2 separate regions of the Homo sapiens genome follow, and region 2 is linked to region 1. A link is a loop called in an ENCODE intact Hi-C map of the cell type or tissue named here. Cell type or tissue: chondrocyte. All regions are shown on one strand. Each heading gives the region's core, and the rest is flanking DNA. Links, peaks and the distances in the headings are about the cores only.

What was found. A loop is a pair of places that touch in the nucleus more often than their neighbours do. Peaks named below come from ENCODE experiments on the same cell type or tissue, not always from the same donor. Only the 100,000 strongest peaks of a DNase experiment are listed, where the experiment ranks them.
Region 2: a loop joins it to region 1, with 5 times the contacts of the local background. A loop is called at or near these places in 23 of 110 quality-filtered maps.

What each region holds. Positions count from the first base shown.
Region 1 is chr2:74,142,277-74,152,836 of GRCh38, reverse strand. It overlaps BOLA3 (bolA family member 3), which reads left to right and starts at 4,925. Exons shown (of 4, transcript NM_212552.3): 1 at 4,925-5,016; 2 at 7,534-7,648; 3 at 10,477-10,560. The coding sequence starts at 4,963. It overlaps BOLA3-DT (BOLA3 divergent transcript), which reads right to left and starts at 4,856. Exons shown (of 3, transcript NR_045636.1): 1 at 4,614-4,856; 2 at 4,359-4,487; 3 at 448-4,139. It overlaps MOB1A (MOB kinase activator 1A), which reads left to right. Exons shown (of 6, transcript NM_018221.5): 6 at 1-309. RefSeq lists an enhancer at 4,512-5,171 and a silencer at 4,705-5,184. In chondrocyte, for the core only: CTCF peaks have their summits at 4,703 and 4,902 (motif pointing right); a DNase peak (open chromatin) is centred at 5,046.
Region 2 is chr2:73,918,847-73,923,846 of GRCh38, reverse strand. ACTG2 (actin gamma 2, smooth muscle) reads right to left here. Exons shown (of 9, transcript NM_001615.4): 9 at 3,982-4,415. The coding sequence ends at 4,272. Among named protein-coding and RNA genes, the nearest start is that of DGUOK, 5.5 kb to the left of the region's middle. In chondrocyte, for the core only: a CTCF peak has its summit at 2,479 (motif pointing left); a DNase peak (open chromatin) is centred at 2,443.

The DNA.
Region 1 (10,560 bases), core at 2,479-7,478:
TGTGCTACAGACTTCTTATTATAGAACAGCATTCTATTCTACATCAAAAATAGTTTGTGTAAGTTAGTTTTGGTTACCATCTAAAATATTTTTAAATGTTCTTTACATAAAAATTTATGTTGTGTTTTAAAATCCTTAGGGGCTTTATCTATTTTTCTAAGTCAGTTAACTGTACTTCTAAAAAAAGTATTTTGTATCTACTTTTGTAACTTCGTCAGAATAAAATATATTGAAAGCAAGAAATGACTGATTAAAGTATGTATATCAACACACATTTCTATTTAAATATAGAAACTTGAGAGTTTTGCAGATTCTGTGGATTTTTGAGTACAGCTTAAATTTGGAAAGTTATCTTTGCATATCATTTAGTAGCTAAAATGTTTTCTTAGCCGTTAAAAAAGGAAGTTCCTAAATGAACTAAGTATCATACTACTGGGACCGAACCCCTAAGAAACAAACTATGTCTCTGATAGTGGCTAAAACCCATCCCAAACAAAAATACGTGGTCTCCTTCCTGCCATGCAAATCAGGCTCCAGATCTCTTGTACATTCCTGGTTGTGCGATAGTAGAGTTAAAATTAAAAACTTAATGAATGTGGCTAAACAGTACAAGTTAACACTAATTTTATTTTTTTGAGCTGGGGTCTCTGTTGCCCAGGTTGGAGTGCAGTGGCACAGTCTTGGCTCACTGCAACCTCCGCCTCCCAGGCTCAAGTGATCCTTCTTTCTGAGCCTTCTAGTAGCGGGGACAACAGGCACACACCATCATGTCCGGCTAATTTTTTGTATTTTTTGTAAATATGGAGTTTTGCCATGTTGCCCAGGCTGGTCTCGAACTCCTGAGCTCAAGCAATCTGCCTGCCCCGGCCCCAAAGTGCTGGGATTACAGGTGTGAGCCACCACACCTGGCCTAGTTACTAGCAATCAGTTTTGGATTTCTTTTGACATTTTCAGTAGACTTAAAATCAATCACAAAAATGATAAGTTTGTAAGGGTATCTAATGGCTATTTCAAACTTTGTAAAATAATAGAATAACTCAGATAATCTTTGGGAGAGCCAGACTCTGGGTTTGAACCTGCACAGCCAGAAACAATGTCCAAACTATGCCATGGAGCTTCTCTGACAAATACCCCATTGATGTCCCCACTAGGTATGGACATTACAGCCTGCACTGTCCCCACTTAGGTGTGGACACTAGTCTGCACCTTTATCGCTGGCCACTAGATGCCAGTCTGCCACAACACCTCAAAAGCTAGCTACCTTTTTAGCTTTTTACTGGAGTCCTTTAGTAGGTTATCTCATTTAATCCATAAAGCAACCTGGAGAAAGTGACTGCAATTAAGAGGTATGCCAGAAATATTTCAGTATTCTTTAGACCATGCCACATAAGCTCAGACAAGTTCAAATAGCTAGTATATAGCAAGTCTGTTTCTCTGGATTGCATTTGCAAAAATTCTGCATGCTCAGCAGTGCTAGGAAGCTCTATAAAATGATGGTGCAACGAAAAATCATCCCAATGAGGTTAAAAAAGGAGATGCATCCAAAGAGTTCCTACCTAATGAATTTTCTGAGTTTCAGATGTATATATGTGTATGAAAGCTATGAGTGATCATGGACCAATACAACTGAAGAGAACAAGAGAATCTCGAGGTCACAGCAAAAAAAAGTAAGATGCAGAAAGGATTGACATTTCCTGGGACTAAATGCATTTCACTTTTGTTTTAATCACAAAGTAAAACTTACTTATTTGCTTCTGTCAAAAAAAAAAAAAAATACTAGAACTGTTGGAACTAATTTGGAAGCCCAAGATTCGTCAGATCGTCCTGCAAATCCTTTTCTAGAAAAGTTCAAACTTAGACCTATGGAGCGCAAATTGCTGAGCCTCTATCAGTTCTGTTCAGTAATTACAATGCATGCACTTTTTGTCCCATATTGGGCTGCTGACAGATGACTCAAGCAAGGCTCTGTCCTCAGGGAGCTTATAAACCAGTGAGAACAGACACATACATAAATTGATAGTTGTAAAAGGCCATAAGTGCAACAAAAGTTACAGGTAAGTTGCGGGCCCTAAGCTTACTGTGAGGCAGTCAGAGGTGGCTCTTTGGAGAAGACAAGGCTTGAACCTTAAAAGGTGGGCAACTGCATAACCAAACTTGTAGCATAGCTTATGAAGGGAGGTGCAAGTATAATATTACTGAAGGGTAGATTTCAGTTGGACAGGTAGATAGTGGTTAAATCATACAAAAGAACTTGAGAGTTTTGCCTGTAGGTAGGCGATGGGGAATCTGAAGGATTTCAAGTAGCAAATGTTTTCATTTCATTTTATTTTATTTATGTTTTTTAGACAAAGTCTCACTCTGTCGCCCAGGCTAGAGTGCAGTGGCTCAATCTCGGCTCACTGCAACCCCTGCCTCCTAGGTTCAAGCGATTCTCCTGCCTCAGCCTCCCAAGTAGCTGGGAGTAGAGGCATGTGCCACCATGTCTGGATAATTTTTGTATTTTTAGTAGAGATGGGGTTTCACCATGTTGACCAGGGTGGTCTTGAACTCCTGACCTCAGCTGATCCGCCTGCCTCAGCCTCCCAAAGTGCTGGGATTACAGGCATGAACCACTATGCCCGGCCTAAATGTTTTCATTTCAGATGGCTCTGACAGCCTAGGAGGAACTGAAGATAAGAGGAGGAGAATGGGGCAGAGAGTAGCTCAGAGTAACAGATAGTATGGGCAACTGTTAAATTATGGGGAAGAGGAAGGTTAGAGATAAGCAAAAGTACCTTTTTTTTTTTTTTTTTTGAGACAAAAAGCTGGTAGAAAGGCCACCGCAGCCAGCTAATGGTTTGTATTTTTAGTAGAGATGGGGTTTCGCCAATGTTGGCCAGGCTGTTCTCGAACTTCTGACCTTGGGTGATCAGTGCGCCTCGGCCTCCCAAAGTCTTTGGATTACAGGTGTGAACCACCTTGCCTGGCCAAAAGTACCATTTTAAATAAAGAAAAGGAGGAATTCTGCCAATACAAATCTGTGAGCTTGCCATGGGTCACTTGGTTACAAGTGACAAACCCATTAAACTGCCTTCAGTGCTCATTTCCAGCATTGCTGGTTTCCAGCTGTACAAAGTCAAACATTTGTCTCCTTTTATCTGTTTTCTTCTTTATCTTGCTTCATTTCCAAAGTAGTTCTCCCTGCATGGTTGCAAAGATGGTTGCCAGCAACTCCAGCCTTTCTACCAGCTTAGCAACATAGAGGAAAAAGATCAATGTCTGGGAACAACAGACACTGGGGAATACAAGACTGGGGAAGGAGGAAGGGGGCAAGGGTTGAAACTACCTATTGGGTACTATGCTCATTACCTGAAGGACGGATTCGTTCATACTCCAAACCTCAGCACCATGCAATATACCTCTGTAACAAGCCTGCATATATACCCCCGATTCTAAAATAGAAGTTGCAAAAGGAAGTCCCTCTACCAATTCTCATTGGTCTGGCTCAGACCATGGGGCCGACCCTAAACCAGTCTCTGATTAGCCAGACTTGGGTCCTGTTTCCATTCCTAAAGCTGGGGATAGGTGCGCCTCATCTAAACCATGCTGTCTGAATAGCAAGGGAATGGTTCACCATTACTACCCTGCTTGAGAAAAAATTTTTTTGACAGTTTAAATTGCATCATTGACAGCAATGAAGAAAACTTAGCAAATCATCTCTAAACATTTTAAAAGAATGAAGCAGAAAATGTAAGACAGGCTAGTAATTGATCCAAAGGAGAAATTCTGAAGGCCAGAACATAGGAGTCAGTTAATACTGTAATAAATAAATTAGACAATATCCATATATAACAACTATAGGTCCAATCCATCCAAGTGCAACGCTGAAGGGACGTATTGATTGCATAGGCCAGAATGTTGGCAAAAAGCTGGTAAATCCTGCAGGGTGCCACCAGACCGCGTGCTGCAAACAAATAACAGCTAGAGAGAGGAGAGGCTTGGTTGAATTTCGGCCTTGACTGGTCTGAAGACTCCAGAGGCGGGACGAATTTGCGGACAGTTCTACCCCATCCCACATGGCGTCAGCTTCCCTTCCATTCTCATGACTCCATGGTCCATGGCTCCAACCTGGGCCTCTGTTAGGCTGTGTCCTGTGGCACCTTAAACTCAGGCAAATTAAGAACTGTTCGTGGACTCTGCTCAGCCCCCACCTAACCCTCCATCCAAGTCATTGTCCAAGCCAGAAACTGGAGTCATCTCAGATACCTTCCCACTCACACCTCCACATGCAGTCGCTCGATTCCATTCACCTCCCAAGTGTCTCAGTTCATTCTTCCATCCCTCCCGCCACTGGTTTAGTTAGGCCCCTCCATTCTCACCTGGACCATCGCGGTAGCCTCGGAGCTTCTGACTGTGTCTCTGGTTGCAGCCCCTACACGCTCTCTTCCTTACAGGAGCGGAGCGATCTTTCTCAAGCGCGAATCAAATCCTTCCACGAGTCCCCGCACCTGGAGCGAAGGCCAAACTCCTCAGCTTAGAAGCTAGACTGCCAGAGTAGGGAGTGGGAATGGAAAAGTACATCAGGAGCACGAGGGGTATTCGGATGAGGGAAGGCCAGTATAGGGCGCCGAGACCTTGGAGTGTTTCTGAGCTGAGGAGGAATGAGACTTTCACGCGGGCAAGGGGACCCTATCCATGAAACAGGCCCTGGGGAGACTGAAGGAGAGCGGCGCGAGCGAAGGCAGAGGGCGGGGCCCCGAGGTCGGCAGGCGCTGCAGTGTCGGGGGTGGCGAGTCAGCCAGGGCCAGGGGATGGCGGGGTGGGGCCGGAGCCAGGCGACCGGAGGCCTCCGGGGCGGGGCCGGGAGGCTGACGGCCTCCGGGCGGCAGGGGGCGGCCTCTCCCACGGCGGCGGCTCTCGGTCCCCCGCTCCGCGTCTTTCGGGCATACAGTGACCTCGGGCGGCGGGTCACGTCGGCCGGGCATGGCTGCATGGAGCCCGGCCGCGGCAGCGCCTCTCCTCCGCGGGATCCGCGGGGTGAGCGTGGGCAGGGTCGGGGCTGCTCTCCCCGGGACGGGAGCTGCGGAGGGACCGCGGGGCCGGCGGCTGTCGGGGCTTGAGGACTGGCTCCCGGAGGGCGCGCGCGGCACTGGCAATGGGGGGCTCCTCTTCCTTTCTCTCATTCATTCTTTCATTCATTCATTCACTCAGCGACAACGGCATTCGAAATTTCAAGCTCTGGCGCGCTCTAGGGGAGCTCCCGAGCTGGGTGGAGGTTGGAGGTCAGGCGGACAGACACATGAACAGTCATAATACTGCGGGCACAGGAAAAAAAAAGGATTGGTTTACCGAGCAGAAGACAGGAGTCATAGCCCAGAGTCAAGGCGTGGGTGCGAGGGACTGCAGCGGGGCCGGGGCCTTGGGAAGGTCGACTGGGCCTCTGACCTTGATCCTCCTCCAAATCCCACACTACCGGAGCAGAACCCAAGCAGGGGGCACTTCCCACGCGCTCTCCTAATCTCTCCCCCTTTCTGAACCATCCTTTGCTTCAGCTCATACCATTCTTTCTCTTAACTTTCATTTTCCTTCTCCCCTGGTTCTGAACCTGCCTGCCCTGTGCATGAAGAGAAGTTCTTCCACTGCGGTGACTTTCAGCGTGGACAGTGATCATCTGGGGATGTCAGTTGATTGTTCCACTAAAGGCCGCTGCCCACAGATCCGCTAAGATGAAAGGCTTCTCCCAAGGATTCTGCAACGCTCACCTCTCTCACCCCTTAGTAGCTGCCGATTCTGTCTGCCATCTGGTTACTCTCTGCCTTTACCCTCAAGATTCTGCCCCCAGAAGCAGCTCCACCCCACCCTCACTCCTGGCAATCCTGTCCAGCCTCTCAACATCGAGTTTCTGTCCCTCCACACAGCAGGCAGACAATCACACTCTGGACCTTTCTCCTGTCTTGCATTTCTGTCCCTAATTGACTAGTTCTTCCCCTGCTCATTCATTCATCCAGCACCAAGTGCCTCTGAGGGCCTGCCCTGGGGTCAGCTCTGGGATGCTGCCGGACTCATTCCTGGCCTATAAGACCAGTGGTGAGAGAGCCAGTGCACAGCTCATTTTAAAGGAGGTGCTCTGAGATTCTGTGACACAGGACCCTGCTCTGAGCTATCAGGAAGGACTGAGGGGTAGAGGGGTGGGACCTTCAGCACCAGCACCCATGAACGGCCCTAGTGTCCTCCAACCTGTCATCCACGTCTAGTCAGGGACCAGTGCCCGGTGCTTCCATCATTGTAATGCCTCTTACTTGGGCATCTCTCCTGACTCGCTCCAGAAGGCACTGTTTCCTGCAGGTTACTTTGGTCCCATGAGCCTGGGTTCTATCACCTGGAGTCCCATCTCCTGTCCCATACAGTCCACAATCTTTAGCCTGGCATTCAAGGCCTGCCACACTCCATTCCCAGTCTGCCTTTTCAGCATGCACTCAGCCCAGCCAAGTGACTGCCGACCTGCTTTTCTGCTCCTTCACTACTAACTGTTGAGACGTGTTCCATCAGAAACATGGGCTCCCCTGGCCGGGCGTGGTGGCTCATGCCTGTAATCCTAGAATTTTGGGAGGTTGAGGTGGGTGGATCACCTGAGGTCAGGGGTTTGAGACCAGCCTGGCCAACATGGTGAAACCTCATCTCTACTAAAAATACAAAAATTTGCCGAGCGTGGTGGTGGGTGCCTGGAATCCCAGCTACTCAGGAGGCTGGGGCAGGAGAATCGCTTGAACCCGGGAGGTGGAAGTTGCAGTGAGCTGAGATTGTGCCACTGCACTCCAGCCTGGGTAACAGAGCAAAACTCTGTCTCAAAAAAAAAAAAAAAGGAAACACAAACACAGGTTCCCCCATGGTAGCCATTGGGGAAGGGGTGTTGTTGCCAATGGTAAACAACCTACAGATACTCCTTCTTCAGGTTCTTTCATAGAATTCTGACTTTGCTCCCAGTGAGAAGGAGTGCATGATGAAGGATAGCTGGCTAATTGAGCAGTGGGCTGTGAGGTCACATCCCACTGGGGAGGGCGAGACATGTTAATCAGGCCTAAAGGCGAGGGAGTGTGGAATTTGGCCCCACCATCCAGGGCAGTGGATGGCCTAGTGGTATGGATCTGAGGCAGGCTATCCAGCTTTTCTGGCTCTGTATCTTACCGAATTCAACCTTGGGCACATTACTGTGTGCCTCAGTTTCCTTACCTATAAAACTATCGGCATAATAGTGTCACAACATTATATGGAAGCAAACATCTCTTGAATTAGGTTTGGGGCCTCTTGTCTCTGGAGTCAAATTGAGTTATTAACAATCATCCTGTCCCCGCCAATAAAAGTTTATTCTGTGTTTTGGGGCACTTACATGGACTCCTGATACCACAGAGCCCCTCTGACATAACCCATGGCTGTGCTGGCGAGGGCTCAGGGGCCTGCCTTGCAGGGGGAATGGCAGGCGGGCCTGCACAGTGGCCCAGCTCAGGGGCAACAGCATCTTCCTCTGCCCTGACCTTCCTCTCTGTTCTGTGGCAGCTTCCACTTCACCATCGGATGTTTGCCACTCAGACTGAGGGGGAGCTCAGAGTGACCCAAATTCTCAAAGAAAAGTTTCCACGAGCTACAGCTATAAAAGTCACTGACATTTCAGGTAAGGTTTCTCTCACTCTTCCTACGGCGCTTGGATAAGATTTTGCCCTTTGGAAGGACAGAGGGTCAGGGGCTTGGAGGAGGGGGCTTGCTGCTGGTGAGTGGCTTCTCAAGATGTGTTGCTGCTGGACAGGTGGAGCTCGGCTGCCCCCACCTCATGGGATGGCAGTCAGGATTCAGAAATATCAGAGGGAAACTGAGGACAAGGCGCAGCTGGGAGGACTCAAGGTTGCCAGCCTGGCTCAGCTCAGACAAGGTCCCTCTCAGTCACCCTAGAGCTGAGGTCCACAGTCTGTCATTTGACTTTGAATAGGTTTTGCTCTAATTTTCCCCCATTCTTCTGACACCCTAGGATATCAGAGCTGGAGTGGACCCCAGAAAGATTTTCTTCAGCTGCTTTACTTTCCCTAAGAGGAAATGAGCCCAGAGAGGCCAAAGGAATTGCCTAGCTCCTCATAGGGAAGAGACAGTGGAACTGGAACCAGAACCGGGACTCAGGGGAGACTCTGTCCTAAGCCCAGTTACCAGCCCCAGCCAAGCGCTGTCCTTCTCAGGTGGCCACTGGCACCTAGAAGTTCAGGCTGGCAGTGTGTTAGGAGCAGGCTGGAGAAGCAACTTCTGCATCCACAGGATGGGGAAGATAGGCCCTTTATCCACACACACACACACACGTACACACAGAACGGCCCGTGGCGTGGGCCGCTGGATAGGCATCAGTCTGAATCTCTCCATACCCAGAGGCAGCCTTTGCCACTCAGCATTGCCATGAGGGCTCACTGACTTTACTGAGAACATAACATTTCCAAGGATTGAGGAGAAAGTTTAGAAAGTAGATTTTATTCTGGAAACCACAGGAAATAAATCAATCTAAAGATCTGCTGGGGTTTTGGAGCAGTGGCTCATGCCTGTAATCCCAGCACTTTGAGAGGCTGAGGCAGGTGGATCACGAGGTCAGGAGTTCAAGACCAGCCTGGCCAACATGGTGAAACCCCCCCGTCTCTACTAAAAATACAAAAATTAACTGGGCGTGGTGGCACACGCCTGTAGTCCCAGCTACTCAAGAGTCTGAGGCAGGAGACTTGCTTGAACCCGGGAGGCGGAGGCTGCAGTGAGCCAAGATCATGCCACTGCACTCCAGCCTGGGTGACAGAGCGAGACTGTGTCTCAAAAAAAAAAAAAAAAAATCTGCTGGGGCCAGGCGCGGTGGCTCATGTCTGTAATCCCAGCACTTTGGGAGGCTGAGGCAGGTGGATCACCTGAGGTCAGGAGTTCGAGACCAGCCTGGCCAACATGGTGAAACCCCATCTCAACCAGAAATACAAAAAAAAAAAAAAAATTAGCCAGGCATGGTAGCAGGCACCTGTAATCCCAGCTACTCAGGAGGCTGAGGCAGGAGAATCGCTTGAACCTGGGAGGCAGAGGTTGCAGTGAGCTGAGATTGCACCACTGCACTCCAGCCTGGGCGACAAGAGCGAAACTCTGTCTCAAAAAGAAAAAAAAAATCTGCTGGAATGGTACATCAGGTGAGGGCTCTGCAGGAGTCTTGGGGCAATGCTGAGGCCTTGATGTTACCAGGTCCTGAACTTGCCCCAGGCCCAGGGCAGAGTTAGAGCTTGACTCAGCTGTGGCTCTGCGCAGTCCTGGACAGAGTGCAGAAGGGGAGTTGAGGCTGAGAACCTGGGTTTAACCAAAACTTGGACTCCTAGAGCACATTATAAGAAAAACAGAACAGGCCAGGCGCGGTGGCTCACGCCTGTAATCCCAGCACTTTGGGAGGCCGAGGCGGGTGGATCACGAGGTCAGGAGATCGAGACCATCCTGGCTAACACGGTGAAACCCCGTCTCTACTAAAAATACAAAAAAAAAATTAGCTGGGCATGATGGTGTGTGCCTATAGTCCCAGCTACTCAGGAGGCTGAGGCAGGAGAATGGTGTGAACCTGGGAGGCGGAGCTTGCAGTGAGCCCAGATCGTGCCACTGCACTCCAGCCTGGGCGACAGAGCGAGACTCCATCTCAAAAAAAAAAAGAAGCAGAGCAAAGCCTGTTGAGTACGTTGCACCTCTCACACAATGGCCTGGCTCTGTAAATCATGCAGGGGACATATTCTTGCCCATGTTATTTCATGCTAGAGCTGTGTGTTTATCATCAGTCATCAGCACCAGCTCTCCAGCCAGGTGGAGGAAAGCTCAGGCAGGGGGTGGATGGCCCACCAAGCTCTGCCTCGAGGGCTTCACCAAAAAGTTCTCCCCCCAAAAGCCAGGATGAAATCCTGGATGCTGTGCTGTGGACCCAGCAGTGCCAGAGACAGCCCCGAGCAGCTCCATGCATAGCATGTTTGCTGTGTCCCTGGCTCTCATGCTCCCCTGGTTCTTTCCTTTCTTTGGACAGTATTACACAGTTTTCAAACCAAATTGTAGTGTATTTTTGCACTTCAAAAACACTGATTGTTGGTCCTTTGGAAGCTGGAACGCTGAAATTCCGTCCTTCTCATCCTCTTCCGTGGCGTTTATTGGCCTAGTGAAAGGAAACACTCTACACTCCCTAGGTTGTCCATGCTTTGTGCCTTATCTTTCCTGCCCACAAGTGGTAACCCTGGGTGGTGCAGCTGCCTCGCAAAAGGAAGAGCACATTTTGGATTGTGGCAGCCTGTCAGGAGGAGCATGTGGTCAGATTGGAAGCCATGATCTTTTCCTAATGGTCTTAGCAACTTTCCTTTGTGCTGAATGATAATATTCAGACCTTTGGATTGTACAGTACTTCAAGGATATATGGGACCATGGCTGCCATGACTTAATAATTGAAATGCTTTTGAATCATGTTTATTTTAGGAGGTTGTGGGGCGATGTATGAAATTAAAATTGAATCAGAAGAATTTAAGGAGAAGAGAACTGTCCAGCAGCACCAGATGGTTA
Region 2 (5,000 bases), core at 1-5,000, 230 kb after region 1:
AAACATCTTTTTGTATGTTTATTGGTCATTTCAGTATCCTCTGTTGAAGTCTTATGTCCATTTTTCTATTGGTTGTCTTTTGCTTGTCTTATTCTTCAAATATTCTGGATGAGTCCTTTGTGAATATTTTATCTCTGTGGTTTGCTTCTTTTCTTTTCTTTTCTTTTCTTTTCTTTTCTTTTCTTTTCTTTTCTTTTCTTTTCTTGTGTTGAGACAGAGTCTCTTGCCCAGGCTGGAGTGCAGTGGGGCAATCTTGGCTCACTGCAACCTCCATCTCCTAGATTCAAGCGATTCTCATGCTTCAGCCTCCCAAGTAGCTGGGATTACAGGCATGTGCCATGCCCGACTAATTTTTTGTATTTTTAGTAGAGACGGGGTTTTGCTATGTTGGCCTGGCTGCTCTTGAGCTCCTGGCCTCAAGTTATCCACCCACCTCTGCCTCCCAAAGTGCTGGGATTACAGGTATGAGCCACAGCACCCAGCCTCTAAAAACATTCAAAATTTTTTTGATGTAGAGTGTAATGTAAGAAACTAAAATATCTTTTGCCTAAGTTGCCTGTCAGTTATCTTAATTCATTAGTAATAATCTTTCTACCCCCCTTTAGTTATCTATGCTTGTTTTGTTAAATGTTTTTTATTTATTTAGGTCCCAATTCCAAATTCCCAGAAGGGAGAATCTGATTGGCCCAGCTGTGTTCAGGTATCTAATCATGGTTCAATCAGCTGTGGCCAAGGAAGAGGGTTGGGGCCCCACTTTTGCACATGAGGAAGTACAATTAAGGGGATCTTCATGAGGAAAGAAGACACCCCAAAGAGGTGGTGATCATTTCCTCTTCGAAGCAGTAAACACGGAGTTTTCATCCCATTTGGGTGCTAGCCAGAAGACTGAAAGTAGTGGCATATTGGTGAGTAGAATTACCTCCCCCTTACCTGGGAGAACGAGGCCACTTCCTGCCCCTGGGCGATTTTGTCCTGGGCAAAATGTTGTCCTGCAAGAACTCTAGTCATTCAGCATCCATTCATTCATCCAATATTTGCTGAGCATCTACTGCATGCCAGACACTCTGCTTAGTCCTTGAAGTGCAGCTCTGAAGGATTTACTATTTTTCCAGTGTTTCTAAATGCTACCGTATACATAAAATACTGACCAATATTATTTAAAATGTCATGCAGCCATTAAAAAAGGGAGATAAACATACAAAAATGTGGCCCAAACTTTATTCTGCAGCCTGGACTTTTAGCCAGCTATATCTCACCTACTTTGAAGATTTTATAATGTGCTGGATTGTGCTAAATCGATTTGGTTAAATTGGAAAGTACACTTCCAGAACGCCCTACCAACAAGGCTCTGAGTTAGAGTTGGCCAAAAGAGGACCTGGGGTGAGATTTGGAAGGCAGAGTGGGAGTGTCAGCCATTCCTCTGTGGAAATCTTCTAGTCAGATGCTATGACAGACAGAGGTGCCCAGCAGATAGGTTTCACCTAGTCCTCCACCCATTTGTGACTCCTCTTGGAGTATCCCACAGTTCCTTGCAGACTTTCACTTTTCCAGCTCCTTCAGTCTTTGGGGAAAGTGTCATTCCTGTAATAAAGCCCTTATTCCCATAATACCCATAATGGCTCTGCTCCCCTGAATGAACTGTATTGATACACCTAATCATAAAGGGAGACGTATCAAAAGGTGGTTAACAGTGTGGGCTCTGGATTCCAGTGACCTGGGGGTGAGGATTAAGAGAGAGAATCCACCTGCCACACCTGCCACACAGTTACCACCCAATAGACATTATATAACACATAATAAGTAATGGCTGCCTTCTTAGGCCCTCAGTGCCTGGGACATTGTTTCTCTCTCTCTCTCTCTGATAGGGTCTCGCTTGTCAGAGGCTGGTTTGAATTAGGCTCAAAGGATCTTCCCACCCCAGCGTCCCAAGTAGCTGGGATTACTGGTGTGAACCATCACACCTGACTTTTGTCGATCTTTAATAGACTTCCAGTTGGATTTCCACTTTCCTCAAGCCACTGTCCCTCTCTCTGTCAGTGGATAACTCCATATCCATTGAAGAATCTAGGTCAGCATTTTTTAAACTTGAAATAGAGTAAGACTGGAGTAGGGGTGGAAGGATGGGGAAGGGAGGTCAGATGGGTGCGGGGGGTTTGTGGGAACAGTCTGGGCAGCCTGCCCTTCTCCATGTGGAGGTCCGGATGCCCCTCTATAGCGCAGTGTCGGTGCCCTACATCTCAGATCGCTCCCGCCTCCTCCTGTGCCTTCTCTTCCAGCAACCAGAGCCTGCAGCTCTTCTTTGGAGGAGGCCTTTGCCGATACAGGTGGAAAGCCTAGGACTTCAGTCCTCCCAGGGAGCGCCCTCACCAACCACTGGCAGGTGGGACTGTGAAAGCCTGGCTCCCTGTCCTTCACCAGGCTAACCTTAGACTCCAGAGCTCCCAGTGGGCGGGGCCAGGCTGAAGCTGCCCTCTCCAGGACATTATCTGCAATTACCCCCTTGACAGATTTCCTCCCCTTTCCTCTTCTGCGCCCCCCTCCCCCGCACTCTGCTTACCAGCTGTCCTCAGAGCACTTCTTTAATAAGTCGTTTGCAGGGAATCCTCATTTCAGGGTCTGCTTCTGGTCCTCACACAGAAATCCCCTAAGGGCTTATGAAAGCCGCTCCTCCATCCCACCCCACCCACAGAGATCAAGTGCTGGGAGGGTGAAAGGAATGTCTGGCATTGAAGTGTCTGCGCTTAACCACTGGACTCCACTGTCTCCAAATGGGTATGTCTGGGAAGCTTCATGGACCAGGTGGGATCTGATGGGGGCACGAAGGCTGGGACTTTGCTAGGTGGGGAGGTGAAAGGTGCACCAGCCCAATGTGAGGATCTAGTTCTAAGGTGAACTAGCTGGGTGACCTAGTAACCAGTAAACTAGCTATAAAATGGGAAATGATGCTAGTACCTGCCTCATAGGGTTGTGGTGAGGATTAATTGAGGAAATCCATGCAAAACTCTTAACCTGGCCTGAATACATGTTAGCTATTATTATCATCCCTTATTTTCTCATAGTACTTTTAGGCGCTTGTTTCACTTCGTGTCACTGTCTTGTATGCATGTGTCTATCTCTGCCTGTATGCAGTGAGACCCTAATGGGCAGGAATCATCTTTGTTGGAAACATAAATCCCTTGTGGCCTTACCCGGCAATTCCAGATGCCAAAAATTCAGTAAATACTTGTAAAATTAAACAAAATTAACCTAGTGGGTAGGGAGGAAATTGATAAAGAGGGGAGGAGGAGGAGGAGGAGGAGGAGGAGGAGGAGGAACAGGAGAGGGAGGGAGAGAAAATGTCCTTCCTAACGATGCTACTCCTTTCTTAATTAATTTTGGGGCAAAATACAACCTGGCCAGGCGCGGTGGCTCACACTTGTAATCCCAGCACTTTGGGAGGCCAAGGTGGGCAGATCACCTGAGGTCAGGAGTTCAAGACCAGACTGGCCAACATGGTGAAACCCCATCTCTACTAAAAATACAAAAATTAGCCAGGCGTGGTGGCGCATGCCTGTAATCCCAGCTACTCAGGAGGCTGAGGCAGGAGAATCACTTGAACCCAGGAGGCAGAGGTTGCAGTGAGCCAAGATCGTACCACTGCACCACAACCTGGGCAAGAGTGAGACTCTGTCTCAAAAAAAAAACAAAAAAAAATACAGCCTAATCCTCAATGACAACCTCATAGAGATCATAGAGATCTTAAGCCCACGGTGACCCTCCTTCACGTGAGTGACAGTAACATTGTATGTGAACTCTTCATGTCACATCCCATAAGCCTATGTCACGACTGCGTTCATATTCCCTAGTGAACTGCCCTAGAGCACAAGGACTTACATCACTGAAAGTCTGTGTTTCTACCCCCATCCCAAGAGTCATCTAGCCTCATTCTTACTTATATTCAAGGAAAAGAAAACAAGATGACACAGTAGAAGGAGCACTAGCTTTGCAGTCAGATACTTGAATTTTAATCTGGAATCTGTGTGATCTTCGCAAGTCCTTGACTTCTCTGAGCCTCAATTTCCTCATCTGTAATATGGGTATAATGATAGCACCTACCTTACAGCACTATTGCATGGATTAAAAGTAATGTGTGAAAAGTCCTTAGCACTGTGTATGAGACATAGCCCAGGAAAAAAGAGCCCCACACAGAGAAGTAAGGCTTGTAGGTTTTAATGTTTCATGACTGGTAACAGAGTAGTCTCGAGGGGATCCTTGGAGAACCTGTTCTGACTTTAGAAGCACTTCCTGTGGACAATGGAGGGCCCTGCCTCATCATACTCAGGCTTGCTGATCCACATCTGCTGGAAGGTGGAGAGAGAGGCCAGGATAGAGCCCCCGATCCAGACTGAGTACTTCCGCTCTGGGGGAGCAATAATCTGCAAAGAACAAATGTGGTGAATCATGATCAGTCCCCAAGGGAATAAGCAAGGTGGTCCAAAAATCTACTTATCCCAGAAAAGGGGAGCCCCATGGTCAGAAAAGAACAGGAGAAACATTGTGATAGATTAGATTATTGCTCAAAACCTTCACTTCCCCCCTCTTCCCTTATTCCTTCCATGGGAAGAGTGCACTGCTCCCTGTAAGGCTGGGCATTGTGTTTGCTTTGACCAATGGGATATTAGCAGACATAACACAAACAGGGGCTTGAAATATGCTTGTGTACTTGGGCATGTTCTCTTGCTCTGCCATGTGCATGAGAAGAGCTGCCCCTGGGAAGCAGCTAGCCCTTCAGCCTGGGCCCATTAATGAGAAATATGGACTTGACCTGAGCTGGCTGGACCTGCAGTTAATTCAGAGCCACTTACTTAGCCAAGCCTGACCTTGATCAGCTAACTTCCAGGTGATGCGCAGATGCACGAGTAATAAATGCTCATTGTTAGGTGCCCCTGAGATTCCACGGTTGTTTGTTACTTGGCAATAGCTGACCAATACAAATATCTATAAGGGGAACCTTGTTCTGT